Regions from separate parts of the Mus musculus genome. Here region 2 is linked to region 1. Evidence: chromatin loops called from intact Hi-C (ENCODE). Cell type or tissue: heart. All regions are shown on one strand.

Evidence for each region. A loop is a pair of places that touch in the nucleus more often than their neighbours do. Peaks named below come from ENCODE experiments on the same cell type or tissue, not always from the same donor. Only the 100,000 strongest peaks of a DNase experiment are listed, where the experiment ranks them.
Region 2: it touches region 1 in a loop (4-fold over the local background); 2 of 42 quality-filtered maps call a loop at or near these places.

Annotation. Positions count from the first base shown.
Region 1 is chr4:130,956,330-130,964,329 of GRCm38, forward strand. No RefSeq gene overlaps it. Among named protein-coding and RNA genes, the nearest start is that of Matn1, 16 kb to the left of the region's middle. In heart, a CTCF peak has its summit at 3,959 (motif pointing right); a DNase peak (open chromatin) is centred at 3,952; H3K27me3 peaks cover 1,318 bases.
Region 2 is chr4:131,719,770-131,727,769 of GRCm38, forward strand. No RefSeq gene overlaps it. Among named protein-coding and RNA genes, the nearest start is that of Gm42321, 13 kb to the left of the region's middle. In heart, a CTCF peak has its summit at 3,832 (motif pointing right); a DNase peak (open chromatin) is centred at 2,862; H3K27ac peaks cover 592 bases.

The DNA.
Region 1 (8,000 bases):
CAGCCGTGGAAAGGAAATCCGAGCCCTGTAGCCTGGCCTAACAACAACGTAGAGGGACATTCTCCAGCCTCAGCAACTCCCCTGGGCCTCTGTGACTGACTGGCCTGTACAGGCTGGACTTCTGGGGCCTCTCGTATGGGCCAGGAGACTACCCCTGCATGTGCACTTTGGCTTGCCCAGTGTCTGTTCCTTATGGGAAACACAGTGCCCTTGTGTTGGGGGACTTGCCAGCAGAGCCCTCTGGCTTTTCACACGATGCCTGTGCTCAGGGCTTCTGGAGAGTGGATGGCAGGGTTTGGAAGCTGCAGTTTCTCTAGGATAGCCTTGTCTATGTTCCTTGCTGCGCCACCCTGCTGATCCCAGGGCTCAGGTATCAAGGAGAATCGAGTATGGAGTCTTTTGGGACAGTGGCTGTCTCCACAACTCAGTCATTCAACAAATGTAGCGGACCCAGGCCAGCTGTGGGGAGAATGAAGCCGAAAGGAAGAGCCTCACTTTGCCAATGTTGTGTGATCCTGGACCAATTATGGGTCTTGGGCCCTCCTCGGTGAAATGGAGAGATGCTCAAGGCCCCTTTAAAGAGCCCTAAACTGAAGCAAACAAGTAGAGAAGTACCCGTGGGCACTGCCCGTTAGAGAGGCCACCAGGCCCTGAGTATCCAGGAAGTGTCTCCCAGGGAGGCACGGGTAGAGGGTTTAGGATCCCAGGGTGTGAATCTCCTTCCAGCATCCTTGGCTATTCGCTGGGGCCCTGCGTCCTCTCACAAGATACCCAGGCCCAGGGCTTCCAGAGAGGCAAGGGCTGGGTAATCTTGGGTAGGACCTGCTGGACACATATAGGTTTATAAGGAGAGGGTTGAAGAGCCTTGGCAGCCAGGCAAAGCCCTTTGAGGACCCAGGGTCTGAGGCACCTGAGGGAGAGGGTGGGGCTTGGTGGAAGGAGAGCAGAGGAGCCCGGTTCATAAAGCAGCTCTCCCGTATTGCCAGGCTCATTCATGCACGCATTTCACATTAGTGAAGCCACGCGGAAGGCAGCATGCACACTGGGTGCTTGGGATAAGATGGAAAATGCCCCGTGGCCTCTGATATTTTTCACTTACGGTGCTGGGGAAGGGCCACAGGCATGAGAAAGAACCATGTGGAGATGCTAGCCAGGATTGGAGAGGAGAGCAGGCTGTGGCAGGGGTCGGAGGCTCCCGTGTCCGGGGAAGCCTGGGGCTGAGATGGTGAAGGCATCCGGGCTCAGCATTGACATAGGCAGGGAAGGTGAGAAGAATAAGCAGAGGCAGGGACAAGCATGTGGAAAGTCCTGGGGTGGGATAGCAGGCTGGAGTAAGCTCCACAGGGCCAGCGGGAAGCCAGGGCCCAGGAGGGGCTTGAGAGACTGTGTACTGGTTGCCTTGAACTGGTCTTGAATTTTGGGTTTAATCCAGAGGGTGGTCAGAAGCCGTCAGGACTTTTAGGTGAGGGAGAGACTCTTACACGCGTTCGCTTTGGCACATGCGCAGATTATTTGTTTACCACTTAGAACACAGGATGTCAGCGCCATCTTGCAACGGCGAATGTGAGGGCGGCTTCCTACAAGAGACGTTGCCAGGTCCCTCTTGTACAAGTGTGACTTGGTACGCCTCCCTTAAACAAGAGATGCAGTTGGAGGTGGACGGGATCCAGTATCCACGTCTAGGGAAGGACGGTGACTTTGAAGCTGGACCCGCTGTCCTGCCGGATCCCAGGCAAGGCTGTTGGCAGAAAGCATTGAGACCCCTGGGCTAGGCTTGGACCTTTGATTGCAGGGAGAGCAGGGAAGCCACTCACAAGCTGTCCCACCACCCCAGGGAGGCAGAATTTATGTCCTTATTCTGGGGTCGTACGGGACTCATCCAGGTGAGTTCAGAAGTGGGGAGTTCTAGTTTACCCAGCACTGATGCAGGAACAAGGCACATCACCCCTCAGCACACAGGATGGGCTCAGCAGACTTAAGGGTCACCCTAATTCTTAGGAGCAGGTTCACAGCTGGACTAGGCTGTTCTTTGAAGAGCAGCTGTTCCCCCGTGCCCCTCCCCCATGCCGGAGGACCAGGTTGTTCACAGGGAGTGAGGACCCCAGTAAGCAGACAGCAGGGTAGAGGGCACACAGTCAGGGAAACTGACAAGGTCCAGTGCCAGGAGGGGCCAGAGAGCAAAGGTCAGGAGAGGCATGAGGCAAGAGCTTCGCTTGGTGTGAGACCATAACTGCCCCCAGACCCAACAAATGGAGTGCTTATGAGTGTGCGTGTGCGTGTGCGTGTGCGTGTGTGTGTGTGTGTGTGTGCATGTGTGTGTGTGTGCTTGCAGTAGGCTGCTCCAGGAGGAAGAATTTTTGCAGCAGAAGACTTTGGGAAGCAGATGGGGGAGGCAGCTGGCCAGTTTCTCAGGAGTCCATCTCAGGCCCTGGAGGTTGGGACAGATGATCAGTGCTCTGGATTGCTGATGACAAGAATTTTAGCTAAGAAAGTATCTGAGGGGGTCTATGCCTGAAGGCCCTATGTTCAGCGATGTTATTGGGCCCCATCTTTCTTTGCCTTTGGCTCTGGTCTCCATTCTGATTGGACACTTCCTGCGTGGGGAGGGCTCTCCCCAAGATGCCAAAGGCTCTGTAGGTTTGAAACTCCTTCAAGATCCAAGTTCACAGGGGTTGGCTTCGTTGACTCCGACTGGGCACTCTGCCTATCCTTGAGCTATCACTGTAATCAGGAACTCCATGCTCTGGCTGGCCAGCCAGGTCTGGGACTCTGTTCATTTGTATAGTAGGGAGAAGTGAGTGTGTGTGTGGGTCAGAGACAAAAGTTGTCTTAGGATGGAAGAGCTAGGCAATGGTTCCACGAGGAGGAGAGGCTGTCACCACATGCCAAGGCAGGGCACTTGGAGGGCAGAAGCCACAGATGTCCCTGATGTGTGGGGATGGGGACCCTGTGTGGTTCATTTCCTGTGTGGTTTTTTTAGAACCTGCCCTTTCACCTTGTGTTCCAATGGGTAAAGCATCAGCTTCGTGGGTTTTCCTGCTCTAAATCCTGGCACTAACTTATCTCTCTTCTCCCCAAGTTTGCTTCAGGTCTTGGTAACAGCCCCCCCTTGTCTCTCCCTGCCTCTCTCCAATCCAGATTTGATTAACCCAAGGCTATAAACAAATCTCAGAACCATGGAACCCAAGCGACTTCCAGGCAGCCAGGGTCTATCTATTCCCACAATTTTTTTTAAACTGAATTTCACATAGACACACAGGACTAAACTAATCAGGATTTTGCAAAAAGAAAAAAAAAAAACGTCTTTCTTTCCTTGGGCAACAGTGGGATCTCCCGGCCCCGGAGCACGAGGCTAACCAGGTTTCCGAGTCTTGTTTGCATAATGCAATTGGTTACAGGATTTGGCAGGGAGGAGGGTGGCAGGCCTTGAGCAGGATTCCTTCGTGTGTCACCTCTTGTTAATTACATGGTTCCCTCCTGGGTCCACAGCTTTTGAAATGAAACAGGAGGCACGCAGAACCCCAGTCCCACGGCTGTCCCAGAGGCCTGTGAGATTAACACAAAAGAGGACGGGGGCCTGGATCTGGAGAGAGTGTAGCTGGTGAAAGGCTTGCCTAGCTGCACAGGAAGCCCTGGGTCCATCTCTAGCACTGAATACATTCCGAGTGTGATGTCAAGTGAGTGGGAGTCTAGTACTTGGGAGGTGGAGGCAGGGGGATTTGAAGTTCAAGGTCATCCTTGCCAACATATCAACTTTGGGTTTGGGGATGGAACTAGACCTACGACGCTGTAACAGAAGTAAAACAGCCTGCAGGGTGCAGTGAGCACTGTTGTCTCTCCCCACCAGCTCCTCCCCCCAGCTCAGAGAGGTCAAACAACAGACTCCAAACTGCACAGCAAGAAGCTAGACAAATGTGATCCTATGATTGCAGGGTCTGGAGCTGCTATGGAGAATCTGGCCACCAGGTGGCGCCATCAGCTCAGGAATGGGGCTGTCCGACCAGGGAGGACCCTTCAGCGAGAGCTCTTTCAGCTGAGTTCTGTCCTGACACTGAAGGCACCTGTCGCACCTAACCTCTTTACTCCCTAAGGTTCCTGAGGGGATAGTGCTATTTCTGAAGTCTCTCCGTGGCCGCAGGTCTCCTCAGAGGCATCCAGCCCTCTCCTTCCCATCTCTCCCAAGCTCTAAGAGGTGTCTCAGGTCCAGGCCAGATGTGTCTCCATGTCCCTGGGTCTGTCCCACGTCACTGCAAATTTAACATTTATCCCTAAATGCTGAGGTGAGGTGGTGTCCAAGAGGCAGTGTCTCAAGGATCACAAATCTCAGCCCCAAGTCCTGGTGTGAGACAGCACTGTCCCTGGTGTGACTGAGAGACAGAGGCGCCTGCCCGCCTTGTTTCCTGGCCCTTCCGTAGTAGTAACAGGAAGTGGCTTATAAATGGCCATTTATAGTAGTTTACAATACACAGTATATAGTAAAATATATACTAGATTTATATAGCCACGTGCAATGATATACAGTATAAATGTAATAGAAACACAGACAGATATACAACAGAAATAAATATAATGTTCAGTGTCACAGAACAGCCTGCTCATGATGCATTTCCATAAATATAATTAGCGGGCATAAACTGACGAATAGCTGTTCTGCTCGCCGAGCGTTGCTCTAGGAAACGCTAATCTCATTTGTTCCTGAGATCCTCTGAGTGGGACGTCTCTGTCTCACAGGAGGGTCAGTGGGGCTCTAGGTGGGTGGGGGTGGGGAGAGATGGAACACGGTAGCGGTTCCCGTATTTGAACCCATGCCTGTCAGCTTCCTGGTTTGGTTGTCCCATCCCTGCTGGCTCTGCCCCTGGGCCTGCTCCAGCTTGGCCATGTCCAGTCAGGCCCCTCACTGTTCATAGCTTCATTCCTTCCTTATCCTGTATGCTGGCACTGCTGTAGGAGGGAGGTGGCCACCCTGCAGGATTTTCTCATTTTCCAGTATTAGACTACTCCACGTGGTTTCCTGTGTTAATTCTAGGCAGGATTCTGGGGACAGTAGGTCTCCCCCCCCCCTACACTCTACCCCATCTCTGTCCTGTGGGTGATGCAAATAGGGGCTCTGACTGCCAGGAGCTGAAGTGTTGAGGTACCTGCATCCCATTATCAGGGGCCACTGTGGCCATTCTTACTCATTTCCCCAAGAGGCCTTAATTCATGTGGCTTGTGCTCAGTTGACCCAAGCCAGGAGTAGCAGCAAAGATGGAGCCTTCCCAAGCAAAAGAGGAACCTGGCTGACCTGGGCTGTGCTGGGCCGGAGAGGGCAAACCTACCTACCTGCCACGTACTCCCCCCTCCCTCATCTCCTCTGCTCTCCCTCCTCCCAGGCACATTCCCTCCTCCCAGTTTTCTCTGTCCCTTACCCCTCCCAGTTTTTTATTTTCTCTTTCCTCCTCCCAGGAGGTGGGTTGCTCACCAGGGATAGGAGAAGGAGTCTGGGTCAGGCATGGGCAAACATTTCCTATTTTTCTATTTTACCAGCCATGTATTTATTTTAATGGGCATCAGAGAAAAACCCCATAAGCAATTAGCACATCAAGGCTTTATTTCATGGACATTACTGCTCAGGGTGAGGCAAATTGGAAAACGAGCCCATTTCAGGTTTAAAGGGACCACAAAGTGATGTATACGGGGGCTGGGTGGTGGGAAACAGGGAAGAGAGCTTGGGGCGGGGGTGCGCTGGAGATGTCTGTGCTTCCTCAAGACAAGTGACCCGAATTCATCCTGGTTCTGTCTATGACCAAAGGCCCTGGGCAAGTCTTTTACCTCCGTGAGCCTCAGTTTCCTTCTCTGTCACGTGGGACAGTGGTAGCAGTTTGTAGGTGTGGCAAGGGTTGCATGTGAGGAGGTGGAGTGCTGACAGAGCTTGACAGGAGGCAGCTTGGGGGCAGTGGAGGTAGCTTATTGTCCTGCTCTGGTGAGGTCACCCACGGCTTCCTTTGAGGATGGGATTTGGGACTCAGTACTCATTCTCTGCAGAGTGTGCCCGAGCAGTCCCCACCGGGACCCCTCGGAACCCCACACTCTGGGTGCAGGGTCCACTTTTCATCTTCTGGGTTGGTGACACAGTAGGCTGAGGCCACAAGGCTCACTGCACAGGGATGTGACTGTGAGGAACAATCAGAAAGGATAGGTCAGCTCCCAAGATGCGGGCGGCCTTTAGCCTATGGGAGGAGTTTGTCCTCCTGTCAAGATCTGTTGGTGAGTGGGTGTGGGTGAGGATGTGGTGGAATCTCTGGGTCTGTGAACCAGCTCTGAGTACCACCATCTACCCACCATTTGTCTGTCCATCCATCCATCCATCCATCCACCCATCCATCCACCCATCCACCTCACCCATTTATTCATCTATCTGTCCATCCATGTGTCTATTCATCTGCCTATTCATCCATCATCTACCATTCATCTCTTCATTCACTGTCTACTCATCCATCTGTAATCTATCCACAATCCATCCATCCATCTGTCTGTCTGCCTGTCTGTCCATCTGTCTGTCCATCCATCCATCCATCCATCCATCCATCTATCCATCTACCCATCATCTACTCACCACCCACTCATTCACCATCTACCTACCATCCATTTGTCTGTCTGTCTGTCTGTCTGTCTGTCCACTCATCCATCTGTCCATCAATCCATCTATCCACCCATTATCTACACACCACCCACTCATTCACCATTTACCCACTATCTAACCAACTACTCATTTACACATGTGTCACTCACTCATCATTTATCCACCTATCCACCATTCACCATTTACCCACTATCCATCTATCTGTCATCTACCTGTCTATCTATCTATCTATCTATCTATCTATCTATCTATCCATCCATCCATCCACCCACCCACTCACCATCAATTCCCCATCCATTCATCCATCTATCTTTCCATCCATCAAATCTAACTACCATCTGTTCGTCCATCATCCTCCTGCCCACCATCCATCCATTCGTCCCCTATCCAGTCAACACCTACTGATTCTCTTTCTCCATCCAGTCACCCATCTATACATTATTATTCCATTGGTCCACATATCCATCCATCTTTCCATCCTCCATTTTCTATCCTCAATCGACGGGGTTAATAGAAGGATTGAAAGAAGGAGGAAGTGATGGAGAGATGGATAGGGATACAGGGACAGTGAATGGGAGGAGAGATGAAGGGATGAAGGAGGAGATGGATAGATAGAGGGAGGGAAAGAGTCATGACAGAGCCAGGAGATTCTGAGTAGGCATGTGTACTGGTGGAAGTCCTGACCTGATTAGCCTTTATTCCAGACTCACCTGTCACTGGATGGTGACATGTCTGGCACACAGGAACCATTTAAACTCTCATCCATCTGGTGTGTGTGTGTGTAGATTAGCATTCTTCACGTAAAAGATGAGAAAGCAGAGGCTGACGGGCCACACATCTCAGGAGGGCAGTGTCATGGTTTGAGCCTCAGTTTCTCCATCCTCACATCTCAGGAGGGTAGTGTCATGGTTTGAGCCTCAGTTTCTCCATCCTCACATCTCAGGAGGGTAGTGTCATGGTTTGAGCCTCAGTTTCTCCATCCTCACATCTCAGGAGGGCAGTGTTATGGTTTGAGCCTCAGTTTCTCCATCCTCACATCTCAGGAGGGCAGTGTTATGGTTCGAGCCTCAGTTTCTCCATCCTCACATCTCAGGAGGGCAGTGTCATGGTTTGAGCCTCGGTTTCTCCGTCCCCACCCCCTCTTTCCTATTCATCTGCCTGATGGGGCTAGCAGCTGCTGGTCATCTCCTGTCTGTGGTTACTAAGGATCATGGACCATCAAAAGCTGGACAGGTCTGAGTAGAACCTTGGCCTTGCCACCAAACAGCTGGTGATGGGCAAACCATATGCCAGCAGACATTCAGTTTTCTCCTCTGAAAAATGGGACCATGTCGTGAGGGTTAGTGTGACACGATATGGATGTGTGCCCCACTACAGC
Region 2 (8,000 bases), 760 kb after region 1:
CCTGGCCAGCACACAAGTTCTGTATCTATCAGGATATAGTCAGAAGACTAGATCACATGGTAATTTTATTGAGGAAAGTTTAATATAAAGGGCTATTAACTACTAATGGGATTAATTACCACAGACTAAAGAGAATCCTAAATGAAACTGAAATGGCCAATATTTGGAGTGCAGGCAGAGTACCCAAGGGAAAAACAAATTTAAAAGACTTCCCACCATGTCCCACCCTGGCAGCCGGCGCTCTGTTTCAGGCCTCCCTGCCAAAGTGGTAGATACAGTGATGAAGCTCGCTGTCGAGGTTAGCGGTAGAAAGCAGCCCCCCCCCCCCCCGCTGTTCAAGCAAGCTTGCTGCTTTCTGCTCCCGAGGGAGCAGGACACCTGCTGGGTGATCCCCCTCTGTGCTTAGAGATAGCAATAGGCTAGGGCAGTTGTAAGAGTTAACCAGTTCCAGAATGAAGGAACCGCTGAGCAAGTGGAGTCTTTTTATCGTGCTGACCTGTGGTTCGGGCCTTACTGGGGCTGCTTGCGCCTTCTCTTTATTACTATTACCTGCAGGTTCTCATGGGTGACACCCGAGCCTTAGAGAAGAGACTAAGACTGAGATCTCAGCCTCTCCTGGGTCTATGCCCCAGTGTGGTGGTACCAAGATGCCCTTTCTACTTGTATGAAGCAAGAAGCCACTTCTCCTGTCTCTGCATCAAATACACAGGGAAACTGGACCAGAGACGTACATGGTGTCACACAGCAAGAGGGACAAAAGCTGGTCCGGGTCTTCCCGGAAGCCTTCTCCCGGCAGAAGCCTGGCAAAGATGGGAGCCATAGTCATTTTGGATCACACAAACAAGTCAACCCTTCGTGACCGCACAGCCTGCAGCTTCTCCCTCCATTCCTTTCCTCCTCCTGGTCTGAGGCCGTTGTGACCTGTGCTTTTATGATTAATCATTTCACAGTAAATCTCCACTTACTCTCCCACCAGGTCACCCAAGCTGGCTCTTTATTGTTAAGTAAATAATGCAGGTAGCTTGTGCCACGCTGTGGCCAGCTCTGAGGACCCAGTCAGTGGGAGGAGCAGCTGGAGGAACCTGGGGGAGCCACAGGCTCTGTAGACAGAAAATAATCACAAGACGACAGGTGTGTGGGCACGACTCCTTGAAAACGGGAAAGCTGTAATGAAATCGGCTTTTCCTCCAAAGCTCTAGGTGAGATTTTAAATGAACAGGATAAACTTGGGGGCTGTGCCTGGGCTCAGGGACAAGAACTTAACTTAATCTTTGCACCACTGCTTGACAATGAGACCACAGTCTACAGCCCACCAGGCCCTCCTTAATGTTAGCCGGGCTAATCAAGCCACCTGGTTGATGAGGTCCAGAAGCGCTGGCAGAGGTGCCCTGGTGATGGCCCCAATGGAGCCTGGGGAGATCTCTCCTACCTCCAGCTTCCTTCTTCTCTGATTGTCTAAAAGGAAAATGGTAGTGGGCAAGAAACCAGGAGATGGGATGCTCAGCCCATTGTGGACAGGGTTTTCGGGAGGACCTTGTCCCTTGGTTCCGCTGTTCCTAGAATTGGTCAGATGTCCCCCCACTTCCCCCTCCCAGGCCTGTACCATCAGACTCTTGCTACCCAGACCCTTCCAGGTATCTCTGCAAGACGTAGAGACCCGAGTCACTGTCTCCAGGTGGCGATGTCCTCTCCTGCTTCAAACCTTAAACCTAAGCACGCATGCCAAAGACAGGAAGTCCAAAGCTCCAACCACTCCCCAACCCTTGTCATCCTGCAACTTGCGGCTTGAAAAGGCATGCCGGTGAGTGACAGTGGCCGCCATATGCTTGGTTTCTGAATCCTCCCCGTCTCCATCCCAGGCACCAATTCCCATCTAAGTGCCAGGCGCAAAGTCCACGGGGATCATAGCACGTACTGCCCACAAGGAGCCAAAGAGAGAGAAACTACAGGGGATCTCTGACTTACAATGGGATTACTTCCTGATCCATCCACCCTATATGGAGAATACTGCAAAGCTGACCATCATAAGTCAGGTAACTGAGAACCGCCAAGTGAGGACTAGACTAAGTGTTCAGAGTGGCCCCATTTCTAGTTTCCTGTACCTCTCATGGGCTGTGATAACCAGATCCTGATTGCAAGGAGAGAAAGATTTGCTCCTGTTGGCCCTTCCTCGAAGTCCCCAGAGGGTCCTCAGAGCTGTCCCCACAGGCTGAACCAATCAAGTTAGGACCATAGGGCCAGAGTACTGCCACATAAGGGAGGGTCTGTGAACAGCAGATACATATGAGGAGGGACCTGTAGCTGCTTGAGGGAGGACATCAGGACCTAAGAAAGAAAGCCACCAAGATTAATGGCTTGTGACAAAAGGAACTGCCGAGGCTTTACAGGTCAGAGAAAGTTCTGGAGTTTGGACTCCCTCCTGGAGGGAGGTCAAATGTCAATTCCTTATCTTATTTCCCATGAGTTTTGTCCAGCTTAGTGCAGGCCACCAGCTTCCTTCCTGGTGTTCAGATTGTCACTGTCTGACAGATTAAAGCACACAGTTGATTTTAGAGTCCCTGGGACCAAAAGCCCCCACACACACCCCCCCAAGAAGCTGGGTCCCCAGGTCAGGACTCCTCTGAAGTGGGATAAGCTTGTGGCCACAGACAATTCCCTTGCAGCCTCTGAGATTGCCTTGGTTGCCAGTGGTAACAGTGTCAAGTTCACACGTATGTGAGGCATGCCCTGCTGCTCCTCACCTCTTTGCTCTCAGTGCGGTGACCGTTGGTGACCTGGGTGGGAGCAGATACCAGCCAGTGAGAAGGAAGAAGGAACATTTCAAAGTCAAACATTCAGCAGGCCTTGGCTTGAAACCACCTCGGGTTCAGATCCAGGTCAGGCAGCTCCTGCTGAGCCCCGGCTACCCAAGCCCTGTCTCCTCTCTTGCAACTCCACCTTAGCTCCTGAACCTGGGCCACGGCACAGCAGAAACCTGGAAGCTAGCCAGCATGCTCGGTGGGTAGGTGGGGCAGCATCCAGACAGCAGGGAACTCTGTGTGTCTCTGTGTGTCTGTGTGTGTCTCTGTGTGTCTGTGTGTGTGTATGTGAGCACGCGGGCGCACACCCATGTGCATTCTGGGGTCATGCAGACAGACAAATACACAATGTTGACCTAGCCTGTCTTCTCTTCAGACCTGCCTTCTCCTACTTCCACATAAGGCCTTGGCCACACCCTAACCCCCACCCCCAGATTCCTCCCCTGAAATAGACTCATCCACCTGCCCTGGGGAGTATTGAAGGTTTCAGAGAAGAGACCTGGGAAGGGACTTCCAGGTGCCTGGCTTAAGCCAGCCTCCCTCTTCTCAGCCCCAACCGACACAAGCTGACTCTATCTTAGATCCCTGCCCTTCCTCCTGCCACTACAGAGCCACCATTCTGGACCCAGATGGCCCAGACGTGGCACTGCCAGTCCCTTAATTTCTTCATACCATCCTGTGTCTTCTCTCCACAAACGGTCAAGAGAATGGGAAGACACCCACCTGCATCTGTTCCACATTATCTCAGAACCAGCCTCAGGACCACCTGACACAAGACTTTAAACTCTAGACCAATGGTTCTTATCCTGTAGGTTACAATTCCTAACAGTAGCGAAATTGTAGTTATGAAGTAGCAACAAAATAATTATATGGGTCAGGGGAGGTGTCACCACAACACTAGGAACTGTGTCGCAACATCAGGATGGTGGAGAACCACTGCTCTAGACCAAAATCTGCTCGCGGTACTAAGGTTGTCACTGCATATATCCCTGCTATGAAAGGCTCTTCACCCAGTGAACTGCGGCTGCCTCCAGCCACACGGGGGCAGTGTGGGTCTTGGCTCGTCGCTCTATTTACTGTGACCCAAATTGGTCACAGTAAATGGCTTCATTTCATCCTTAGAGCAGCCTTCCCTCACTAGTGAGGAAACAGGTTCAGAGAGGTTAAGCAACTTGGCCAAGGTCACACAGGAAGCCGAAACCAGGATTTGTGTTCTTCTGACCTACTGCTGCCTCCAGTGTTTTTCTCAATGCGTCTGGACAAGGTGACTCAGCCCCCCACTTTGAGTCTGCAGCATGTGCCTTCCTGAGATCCAACTGGGAGCCGCCTGCTGCCCCCAAACTGGCATATGCTTCTTTGGAACCAGAGGCCCCAGTCTGAGTTGCCAGATGTCCATGTTGGTGCCAGCAGCAAAGACCAGGAAGGGGAACAGCAAGCAAGAGAAAGATTGATTAATTCACTGAGAAATGGAGACAGAGCCACGGGGATGGGTTTCAGCACACCCTAAGCCAAAGGCACGTCTGTACTCTCACGTACACACACACACATATACACACACACACACACACACACACATATGCAGGAACACATGCATGCACGTAAACACACGTTCTTTCATGGAAGGAAAGAACGCACAAATGGTGAAGGATTTGGGGTGGTTTGGAAATGAGCCACCTGGTAAAGAGGAAGATGAGAGGGAAAGGGGAGAGAAAAAGAGACAAGGAAAACAAGGGATACCTGAAAGGAGACAAAAATAGAAAATATGAACACAGATTGAAAGAGAGAGGGGGAAGAGATGAGAGAGAGCTTGTAGGAGATAAAATTAGAGAGAGGAACAGTCTGCAGGAAGAGAGACTAACAGCCCATCACCCCACTCACACAGAGATGGAGGCAAACATGGGGAGACACAGGCTATGTGCTATGGCACGCAGAAGGATAGAGGAGCAAGGACAGGGATGTGATAAAGGCTACCGAGGGACAAGATTAAGGCAGGCATGCTACCAGAGATAAAGAGAACAGGGATGGCAGCAGGAGAAAGCAGAGATTGAGGCAGGAGGGAGGTGACCCCTCACTCACCCACCGCAGTGCTCCTGGCTGCCCCTGCAGTGCTCCAGGCTTCTCCTGCAGTGCTCCAGGCTTCCCCTGCAGTGCTCCAGGCTGCCCCTGCAGTGCTCCAGGCTGCCCCTGCAGTGCTCCAGGCTGCCCCTCCTTAGCTCGCTGAGCTACCCAAGAAGCTAATTCCAGAGGCCAGCAACCAGACATGCTCTGTGCCCTGTCCCCACCTGAGTCCCCACAAGGACAAAGATGGGCAGCATAGGGCTCTTCTCAGTCCTGGCTATGAACCAGGCACACTGAAAGACAGAGAGAGCTGCCTGGGCTTAGAGCCACAGGGTCCCACCTGCAGGTTTCTAGCTAAGACTGTTGGAGGGCAGCACAGTCCAAAATGCCCACAAGGATGAGATGCAGCCTCTGTCCACGGAGTCCCAACATGGGAAACATCAGGTCTGGGTTCCAATGTCGTCTCTACTGGCTGCAACAGGCCTGGCATCAGTCACTTGGTCTGCTGCACACCTCAGTGGCAAGAATACTCACACCCCTGCTCCTCAGGTTGGTGAAGGAACTAGGTGCATATGTCAGTATTGCACAAAATCTGTCTCACCAGGAAAATCTGGAAAACTCGGAGATAAAGGTAAAAAAAAAAAAAAAAATGAGAGGCAGCCAAGATGAGTGCCCCAGAGTATACGGTCCTAGGAAGGGTGAGGCCATTGTAGCCAATTTGCTGATTACGTCCGAAGAAGGCTTGGAATGTAGAGAGCATGCACAGCTGTTGTAGCCACCACCAGGGGAACAGATGTGAGCAATAGGGTAGAGCAAGACCGTCTTCAGAGCATAGAGATCATTAGAGTTGGGATACACTCATCGACAAGTGTCACAGATGGGGAAACTGAGACCCAGAAATGAATCAACATGCCCAATCTCACTCAGTTGGCAAGGATTCAACTTAGCATTTGAATCCAGGTCTGGGTGCCCACCCACCCCCTCTTTGCCCAGCTGTAGGTCAGTAACTTGAAGGCAAATACAGAGGCTCAGGCAGGCAAGAGAGAGAACCTTGGATCATCAAAGTTTGTTTTTCCTGACAGTTGACATCCCCGGAACAAAGCCCAGGCAGGAGGGTGAGAAGCAGGAGTCAGTGTCTGTGCAGGGCACCAGGGTGGGGCAAGAAGGAATCACCTAACTGGCCTCAGAGTTCAAAGGCAGGGGTCTGGCCCCAAGTGCAGTCCTCTACTGACAAGGTACAAGAGGATCTCCCTTAGACCTTCAGGGGTTTTCTGACCTCATGTTAGAATGAGGATCACTGATCTGTGTTTAGACACTTGTCGGTGAGTGTATCCCAACCCTAATGAACTCTATGCTCCGAAGACGGTCTTGTTCTATCCTATTGCTTACACCCAGGGCCTGTTCCCACCAGTGGCCACAACAGCTATGCATGTTCTCTACATTCCAAAGCCTAAACACATAAAGGGTGATGTTTGGTGTCTTAGTTAGGATTACTATTGCTATGATGAAACACTATGACTGAAAGCAACGTGTGGAGAAAAAGGGTTTATTTAATCCACGGTTCCACCGTAACAGGTTCATCATCCAAGGCAGCAAGGGCAGGAACTCAACCAGGACAGGAACCTGGAGGCAGGAGCTGATTCAGAGGCCATGGAGGGGTGCTGTTCACTGGACTGCTCTCATGGCTTGCTCAGTCAGATTTCTCATAGACCCAGGACCGCCCACCCAGGGATAGCCACAGGCACAATAGGCTGAGCCCACTCCCATCAATCACTAGTTAAGAAAATGCCCTCTAGCTGAGCACTGGTGGCCTACACCTTTTATCCCAGCACTTGGAGGCAGTGGCGGGTAGATCTCGGTAAATTCAAGGCCATCCTGGTCTACAGAGAGAGTTTCAGAACAGCCAGGGCTGCAGAGAAAAGCCTGTCTTGAAAAACCAAAAATAAAAAAAGAAAGACAGGAAGGAAGGGAGGAAGGAAAGAAGGAAAGTAGGGAGAGAGAAAAAGAAAGAAAGAGAGAGAAACACACACACACCCGCCACAGGCTTGCCTATAGTCTTATTTTATTGAGCATTTTTTTCAATTGAGAAAATTCCTCTCCAGGGACTCTACTTTGTGTCAAGTTGACATAAAATGAGCCCATAGACTCCAGGAGGTCTAACTTATGGAATTGGAGCAGGGGTAAATGTTCCAGGCACATGTGCACATTAGTAATGCGTAATGATAACTGTGGTTCGATTCCCACACACCTCTGAGGAGGGAGGACTGCCCACCGAGGCATTCATTCTTTTGGACATCTGAACGTGTTTAGGTATTCTAGGGTAGGGGTAAAGAACTGGTGCTCCAAAGGCCCCCAGCAAAGGAATCAAGGGCAAGGCAGTGTGACCAAGGGGATTAGCACACTATCAGTAATCAATCACAGAGTGTGGCAGGAGTAGTGATAAAATGTGCATGATTCCTGAATCTGAGGGATGAGAGAGACAGAGAGAGATAACAGACAGACAGACAGACCAGGAGAGTAGCCCAAATGCAATGGTTCTATGCATTTTCCTGGAGAGAAGATCCATGGTTTCTACCAGGTTATCAAGAAGGACTATATTAGTCAGGCTAGGCTAGCATCCTGCTGTGGTAACAAACAGCCCCAAATCTCACTAGCTGTGATGTCATGTCGCTGTGTCTCACAAGCTGCAGTGTGAGTCAGGCAACTCTCCAAGACCACTTGTCCTCTGTGTGAGACCCTGGGATCCAGGCTGCTTTGATCTTGAGCCCCAGTCGTCTCAGCTGGCCACCTTCAAGATCAACAGAGGGCTTTAGAGATAGCTCAGTAGGTAAAATGCTTGCCACACAAGCATGGGGATCTAATGAGATGCCCAGAATTCATGTAACGCTAAGGTTGGCAGTGTATATCTATAATCCTGGTGATCCTGCAGTAAGTGCACACACTGCACACACACACACACACACACACACACATGCGCATATATACAAGATAATTAGATGAAAGATAGATGGAAGGATGGGTGGATGGATAGATGGATGGATGGATGGATGAAAGATAGATGATAGGTAAAAGATAGATAAATAGATAGACAGACAGACAGACAGACAGATAGACAAATAGACAGATCTCAAACAAAGAAGAAGA